Linked DNA regions of Homo sapiens: regions 2 and 3 are each linked to region 1. Evidence: chromatin contacts called from ENCODE Hi-C or POLR2A ChIA-PET data. All regions are on one chromosome and are shown on one strand. Each heading gives the region's core, a stretch centred on a gene start or an enhancer-like site at or near the end of the contact. The rest is flanking DNA. Distances are from core to core; before and after follow the strand shown.

Region 1 (2,592 bases), core at 49-2,548:
CTCGGCTCACTGCAACCTCTGCCTCCTTGATCCAAACGATTCTCCTGCCTCAGCCTCCCTAGTAGCTGGGATTACAGGTGTGTGCCACCATGACCAGCTAATTTTTGTATTTTTAGTACAGATGGGTTTCACCACGTTGGTCAGTCTGGTCTTGAACTCCTGACCTCAGGTGATCTGCCCGCCTCGGCCTCCCAAAGTGCTGGGATTACAGGTTTGAGCCACCATGCCTGGCCAGAATGGTGACTTTTAAGCACCTTATAGTCTAAACCAGAAAACAGAAGTCACCTTATTAATTTTTAAAATCATATATCCAAAGACCTATATCACCTCACACCAAGGTGAGGACAAATTTTGGGCCAAATTATTTATGGTATTTCAAAATTGAAATACCTTTTTTTTTTTTTTTTGAGACAGAGTCTCACTCTCACCCAGGCTGGAGTGCAGTGGTGCAATCTTGGCTACCCAGAACCTCCTCCTCCTGGGTTCAAGCAATTCTCCTGCTTCAGCCTCCCGATAGCTGGGATGACAGGTGCACACCACCATAGCTGGCTAATTTTTTTGTAATTTTAGTAAAGACAGGATTTTGCCATGTTGGCCAGGCTGGTCTCAAACTCCTGACTTCAAGTGATCTACCTGTCTCAGCCTCCCAAAGTTCTGGGATTACAGGCATGAGCCACTGCGCCCGGCTGAAATATATTTCTTACTAGGTAATACAGCTAGTTTTCAAAGAGTATAAGTATACAGAGAAAAATGATTTCCTCATCTCCATATCTCTACCCTCACTTCTAGTCTCCAGATCTTTCTCACAGGGAAACACCACTCTCTGTTTCTTATATATTATTTTGGAGTTGTTTTTACCTACATGTTTATAATGTCTTTTGGTATATGTTCTGTTTCTTCTCTGTAGCAGAAGATCTATGGAGATATATATCTATATTTTTTTCTTCATTTGTTTTGGGTTTTGTTGAATTTAAATATGCATTAATTATCCATTTGTTTTAAATATATATCTTAAATTCAACAAAATAATTTACATATCTTTATATATTTATTTAACATATATTTAAATTCGACAAAAAACCAAATCAATAAAGCCTCCCTGATTCTGAGATAGTGATTAGATGTATCTTTTCATGACTACTTTCCTGTTTACCAGAACCAAGAAGTGAGCAGACTCGGTTGGAATCCTGCCTTTACTGTGAGAGTGAGGATATATTTTCGTCTTCCAGGGGCACGGTAGGTAGGGAGCCGCAGTGCTGATACGGAGCGTGGCTGGCGTCAGAGCCTCGGTCTGCCAGTGTGTCGGCGCTGGCACGACCTGTCCCACATGCCTGGGAAGCTCTTGCTGAGCAGGGATTAGGATGCCAGCATCTGATGCACAGGGTTGCTTCCTGCTCCCCCTTGGAGTCCTGACGAGAAATGACCTTGTTCAACCCTGCTGAGCTTCCTAGATTTACTGGGCTTATAGCAACACATGGGAAGGAGATTATGTTTATTTTTAAAACATAAAAAATGCAACCTTCCCAAGGCCTTCGTGGTGTCTGTGTGCAACAACACAAATACACACACACATGCAATGTATGTATAATCACTTCTAATTAACTTCAGCTCTTCCTGCAAAACTAAGTGTGAAGTCTTAAAGACTTGTCAGCTTCTCTGCCTGTGAAATTTATCTACTTCTAATTGTGAATAACAATACATTCAAGGTTAGCTATAAATGACTCAGATTTCACAGGAATTGAGTCTTAAAACTACATTTGAAGATGAATACAGTTATGCAAAACATTTTTGTGGTGTGTTTCCAGCTAAAAATGTTGTTATTTATGCTTATCCAGAATGTTTTTCTCCCCCTAAACCAATGTGGTTCTTTCTGACATCCGTGAAAAAATAGATGTGATTGATTTCAAAGTCAGCCCAAATTTAAAAGGTATAAAGCCACAGATATGCCTAAAATAAAAATGAGTATACTATTATAATGGATTGACAGATGAATTCAGTTTACGATTTCACAAAACATAATATTCAAACAGTGAATATCAAATAGGATTAAAAATTGTTTTCCCACCTTCTGCCACGTTTAGAGTACTGGAAACTTTTCCAGATTTCGCCACTAGATGTCATGAAGAGTCCAGTTAAATACAGTAGGCAGGCTTGTGTACAGTCTAATACAGAAACTTTTAAAGTTTTTCCCGATTTTGTAGTTAATTTGGGTAGGAAGCTATTTCCTTTTGAGTTTTATGTCAAAAATATCTGTTATGGATTAATTTTAAGTGAGATGTTAAAAACTCTTAATGCGGTCAGATATTAAACGCTGGGACTCTAACCTATTAAGCAGGCATTGGGATTATCTCCAGGGAGAATGTCATGTGCTGGATGCAGAATCAGAATTGTGCTAAGATCTGCTTTGGAGACATTAGCTTGTAGATCCCTACCTTCCTTTCCTTTTGAAACAGTAATGGGCTTGTCAGATGTGTGGTCATCGAGGTTTCATAGGATTGTTCATAAAACTAGACTAGTGAGAGGAACAAAAAAGGGGAGGACCTCAATGCTTAGGTGACAATGTTTGAATTTAGACTTTGAGATCCATTAACC
Region 2 (2,592 bases), core at 28-2,527, 1.5 Mb after region 1:
TGTCAATCTGTTCTTCCTGGCATCTCCATATCTTTGATAGTCATAAAAGCACATAACCACATAAGGTGGTAAAATCATAGTTTTCTCTTAGATGTAGGTCTCTTTGAAAGGCTTGGAATGACCCAAGGAAGGCTTAACATTAGAATGTCTCTGGGTTTTAGAATGTTTCTCACTCCCTCTTTCCTACTCCCTCTCCTGTCTCTGTCTCTTCCCTCCCTTCAGTAAGCCACATAGTCAATGCCTTCTCTGTGCCAGGCACTTTGCAAAATACTTCTAGCATTTCTAGGCTCTGGATATGCAGATTTGGGCAAGGCCAGTAATTAATTTTTGGCTTCTGAAAGGTAAGTGATCATGTTCAGGTGTGGATTCAGATAAAGTAAGTTAGTAGGGTCTCTCAGTAGAGGAAAAAATGGGAGATTTCATCTTAAGAAGGAAGAGGATGAAAATGTGAACCCAACATGTGCTGTTTGGGAATAGATTCCAGTGGTGTGTCTGGAGCAGCAGGGGGGCATCTGTGGGTGTCCACAGGCAGCTGGCCAGCAGGCAGACAGCACAGGGCTCAGAACCAAGGCCTCCTGGTGCAGGGAAGGTATGCAGACAGCACCTGGGGCCCCATTTCTGTACCTGGCCTGGCTTCCCAATCCCATCAGCTGCTAAATTATGGGGAGGAGAGTACCATGAAGGCAACAGAACTCATCTTCTTTTAATTATTATTCTATGGTAGTATGGTCATGACTTGTATTTAATATCTTCTGGCTGGCAACAATGTACTGAATGCTCTGCAGACCACAGCATTAAGCATGGCTGGCCATTGGCTGTTATGCTATGGGCTGACATCTTAATTCTACAGACATGAGATGCTTGGGGAAGAAAAGGAAGGCTCCTATGGCACCAGGGCAAATAGCAAGATGGTAGCTCCTTGGTCCCAGACTTGGAGTCCTTGACCTCAGCCTCTGTCCAGAGGACCCTTCCCACAGTTGCACAGCAGGACACTGATTTATGATACTTCAAGAGGTGTTTTCAAAATGAGTGGGCACAGAAAAAGTATCTAAAAGAGTTTAAGATATTAATTTATTTCAGATATCCAGGATACTCAGGAAGACTGCAGTGAGAAGGGATCCCACAACAAATTATGACCAAAAATAGCTAAGAATATTGCATTTCCAATTTGCCAGTATGCTAGTGGCGTAGGAGGCTAAAGGCTGGTATGAGCTCAGCCCGGGCTTTTGCCTGCATTGTCGGCATCCCAAATTAGCAACAAGTGTCATCAAATATATGAACTGGGAGGAATTCCAAAGGAACCAAATCATTGCTCTCCAAATAGATGGAGAGAGGATGTAGTGAGGGGTCAGAAGTGGAGAGGACAGGCACAGGAAACGTTTGTGGTGTCATTTCTGTCCCCGGACAGGATGCCGGAAGGAGAGAGGTCAAAGCAACAGGAAGTCTAGCATCACGGTACAAAACGTTATCAAGACTGATGGGATTTTAATTGTTTCATTCTTTGGGGCAAATGCTGTGTGATCACTTAGCCATCGAATCTCTATTGTGTTATGTTTTGTAAAATTTATTTTTAATTTAAAGTCAATATAGGAAAGGTTGAACAAACAAAGGTAGAGGTGGGAGTGCAGTGGGGGAAGAGCTTGTTAAAGTAAACGATCCAAAAACTACAAAAATGCTGGAGGACTTTTGTGCAGGTCTCTCCCAAGCTGCATTTCCCACTGGACATCTGGATTATAATTCAGAGTACCAGTTTCTGGCTTTTGGCCCTACTCAGATCCTCTGAGTTTCCAGTCTTACCTAAGTAATCCTCCCTAGAGGAGTTTATGTGATAAACTCTATCCACTCCCCTGGAGGTGTATGTATCAGAAAGTCCTTTGAGTAGGCCACAGAGAGAGAATATAAACTCCTGCACCTCCTGGGCTGCCTGAAGTTCCCCTCAATCACACAATTCCTGCTGCTTTGGCTGTTGGTTAGCATGACAAAAGCAACTCTTCAACTTAGGCTACTCTCTTCTAAAGGCTAAGGGACAATTGATAGCATCATCCCCTCAAATCTAGGAAGAAACTATGAAATGACATACCTCTTTAGAAAATGATTTGCCCATAGAAGATCTCAGTCTATATCCACGAGAGAGAAAGAGCTTAAGTGTCATTCAGATTTACATCTCTCCAAGTATGAGGGGTTGGGGGTTGGATAGTATAGCTCACAAACATGCCCTTGGAGTAAGGAAAGCTCTCAGCATTTGAAAGTGTTCTCCAGGCTGATGCAGTGTTGTGTTCCAGGTTCCTCTGAGTAGCTCCTAAACTCAATCTGAGTTCTTTGTAGCAACCTGCGTGGTGCCCAGGAGCTGCCCATTTGCCATTGGCCTGACTAGTTGGATTTTAGTTGCTGGACTCTAGTCCAGGGAACCTACTCTGAGCCACCCTCCATCTGAACTTCACTGTATTCATATTCTCCCATGATTTCAGGGCTATACTAAGACTGGGATAAAAACTGCTGAGTGCTGGCATGACACAAGATGGAAAATATGGGCTATCTCACATGGCTAGAATCCCCATACCCTCCCATAGGAAAACAGGTCTAGCCATTCAG
Region 3 (2,592 bases), core at 41-2,540, 1.3 Mb after region 1:
TTCAAACAGACCAAAACTATCTTGTTCCTCACATTCAAAAAGAGTGAACAAAGTCATAAGATGAGCCATCAGTGACTAGTGAGCTACAAAGCAGAATAGCTCTTAATGGTAGTTATTGACCACTTCCCAAAATTCCAGTCATTGTGCTAGGCTCTTATCCATGATGTGCCACTGTCTTCCGAGGACTGGTTAATGTGAAATTCTCAGGTGACTGCTAATAACTACATGAGGTTAATCTCCTGGAGAATGTGACACTGTGGAGTCCCTCAGAGGGGAAGAAGTATTTGTTCACTTATGAGAGAGGAGATGCGTGGGCATCAGTTGGCCAGAAATTATTTGCTGCTTTTTTAAATTAATTAATTAATTAATTTTTACCAAGGACATTTACTAATGAGTTAAGGTCCAAGAAGAATGCTGTTCCCATGAACTGAGCCATCATCCTCTCATTTCTTGTGATGTTCACTGTAGTCTTTTCCATAGGTGGTTCCCCAGTCAGTATTCCCACTTTGAGGAATGAACTGGGCTGGATGTCCAGCTGCCCCTGGAGGGAAGAGGTGGAGTTGGTGGGGAGATAGCTACCTGCTTCTGAACCAGCTTTGACACCTTGTTGTTCAGATGAGCAGCACAGCTTAGTGCCCCAGGGTCTTATTAAAACCTCAGACTTCTCAGGTAGTCACTTTCTGCGGTTATAGCTCAAACTAACTCCTTGCTTGGCCTGAATGTCACTGTCAGAGCGTCGGTGGGGAGAATACTCAGTGTATGTCTTTGAGAGAAGATGGCGCAACAGAATAATGCTGCTGTTGAGTCCTCTTAGCTCTTTGCACTTGTTTTCTTTAGAGAGTGTGTAGAATTTGGGGAAGTGGCGTGAATCACTTATGTAGGAAAGTTTTTGATGTTGGAGGAGAGATGTGTTTTGAAATGTTGGAAATATAATTTCTGCCTCAATAATGCCCTCCCTGCGTATTCAATAATATATCTCACACTTGAGATGAGCTATCTCGCAGCCTCTCCACTCCGCTATCCTGTCTAAGAAGCAAATTGAGGAGAGAGTTTCCATTTTTTTTAACTTTTCCTAACCAAGCTTCTACAAATATGTTGCATCAGTTTGACCTTGGAGAGCTACAGACAGAGGTCACATGGGGAAGTTTGTTAGCTATCAATGCAGTTTTGGCAGATTTGAAAAACAAGAAGAAAGAAAGCAGTGCAGAACTGAAAGAGTGAGAAAAGCATATTTCACTTCAGTGTGGTTTGACAAATGGAAAGCCCCTTTCTGCAGTCATGAGGTCTGGTTATAAAGAAGGATGACCGGTCATTCATCCTTTTACAAGACAGATTTCCTGTCTACTTGTGGTTTGAGTAATTTTCTTTTTTAGGAAGGTATGAAGGTGGAGCAGAACCTTGAGTTGAGGAAAACATACTTAGGCTCTGTTTGAAAAAAAACTTTTTCTGATTGATTTGCAAAACAGTCCTCTTGAGAGAGAGGCACTATGACTTGGAAGGGACATATCAGGAAATAGGGTGGTTATCTCCATGAGCTGTAGACAGCTTAGCCACAGCTCTCAGTGGGAATGAGTTTTGCTTGGTTTTAGCTGGTCATCTTCATTAGTTTGTGGATGAACAGGAGAATCTACTTGTTGGTCTAGCCAGAGTGGAGCAATAGGTGACTTCTATATGCTGAGAATAGACTTAACTTGTTAAAAACCATAGGGCCTTATTTAAGGGTCTTGACAATAATAAAGGAGCTATAATTTAAAAACAAAAGTATGAGATTTTTAGAACCCAGAAAAGGGCTTTTTAGAAATTTATTTCATACATTATTTTACAATAATGGATGCACTTGTCAAAATCCACTAGCGGAATGAGAAAAAGATGCATAATCTTTAAGGAAATAGGTAGACATGGTAATTCAGCATTTTGGAGGAGCAAACCTTTATTATTATGCATAGATACAGATATTACTTTAAGGTTACTTTAAGGGAGAACATTCTAGAATGTTTTTCTTTAAAATAATATGTTCACCAATTGCGTACGTGAAAATGCAGAGGAAAATTTAAGCATAATAAGCCTTAGTATTGCGTGATGTCTGAGTGGCCCATGTTTTTTCACACTTAAGTTCTCTTAGGCTTTGGTTTGATTTTTTGAGTGTGGTAGAAGTCAGTGATGGCAGCGTGTCTGTATAACAAGAAGAGAAGCTTTCTCTTCTGATGTTAGTGATACTACCCTAACAAACAGTATGGATTAATAGGATACATCTGCAGACTTTTGAAAATATTTGGCATATACTCACTCATTCTGAAACGCAGGAAGTAAAGAAATATTACGTTGCCTGTATCTCAAAGAACAAACAGAGCTAATTAAATAATTGGCAAATAGGGAACACATAGCCTGACACATGTTTGAGATTACACACGATTCTGTAGAAAATGACTGTAAGCAATACTAATGCCTTAAGAATGGGGTTCGAGCACTAACACATGGACATCACATTTTTCACGTTTTCCTGGTAAAAAGTTGCAAGACAGTGCAGTCTTTTCATACATGGTGTTGATGTCTTAGGAAGCTGCTTTTTCAGTTCAGAAGAGGGCTGCTGCC

What was found. Hi-C counts contacts between places; a loop is a spot of excess contacts on that map. ChIA-PET counts read pairs that join two places held with the same protein, here RNA polymerase II (POLR2A). Pooled maps may share reads with other maps.
Region 2: a map of heart right ventricle shows a loop between it and region 1 (4-fold over the local background). The contact joins two enhancer-like sites. A Hi-C loop is called at or near these places in 4 of 168 maps with a recorded cell type or tissue (heart right ventricle, left ventricle myocardium inferior, psoas muscle and 1 more) and 2 of 50 pooled maps. POLR2A ChIA-PET finds 5 or more read pairs at or near these places in 1 of 52 experiments (activated B cell).
Region 3: a pooled map shows a loop between it and region 1 (5-fold over the local background). The contact joins two enhancer-like sites. A Hi-C loop is called at or near these places in 1 of 168 maps with a recorded cell type or tissue (PC-3) and 2 of 50 pooled maps. POLR2A ChIA-PET finds 5 or more read pairs at or near these places in 1 of 52 experiments (BJ).

What each region holds. Positions count from the first base shown.
Region 1 is chr18:56,575,782-56,578,373 of GRCh38, reverse strand. No RefSeq gene overlaps it. Among named protein-coding and RNA genes, the nearest start is that of TXNL1, 62 kb to the left of the region's middle. Within about 2 kb of position 1,298, at least 3 of the 41 ENCODE cell types and tissues checked have a DNase peak (open chromatin) inside an H3K27ac peak, as active enhancers do; they include heart right ventricle and left ventricle myocardium inferior, where a contact is called at or near this core.
Region 2 is chr18:55,109,381-55,111,972 of GRCh38, reverse strand. All of the region lies in intron 2 of LINC01929 (long intergenic non-protein coding RNA 1929), which reads left to right. Among named protein-coding and RNA genes, the nearest start is that of LINC01929, 14 kb to the left of the region's middle. Within about 2 kb of position 1,277, at least 2 of the 41 ENCODE cell types and tissues checked have a DNase peak (open chromatin) inside an H3K27ac peak, as active enhancers do; they include heart right ventricle and left ventricle myocardium inferior, where a contact is called at or near this core.
Region 3 is chr18:55,266,994-55,269,585 of GRCh38, reverse strand. All of the region lies in intron 11 of TCF4 (transcription factor 4), which reads left to right. Among named protein-coding and RNA genes, the nearest start is that of LINC01929, 140 kb to the right of the region's middle. RefSeq lists enhancers at 1-384, 996-1,045, 1,096-1,325 and a silencer at 586-635. Within about 2 kb of position 1,290, at least 4 of the 41 ENCODE cell types and tissues checked have a DNase peak (open chromatin) inside an H3K27ac peak, as active enhancers do.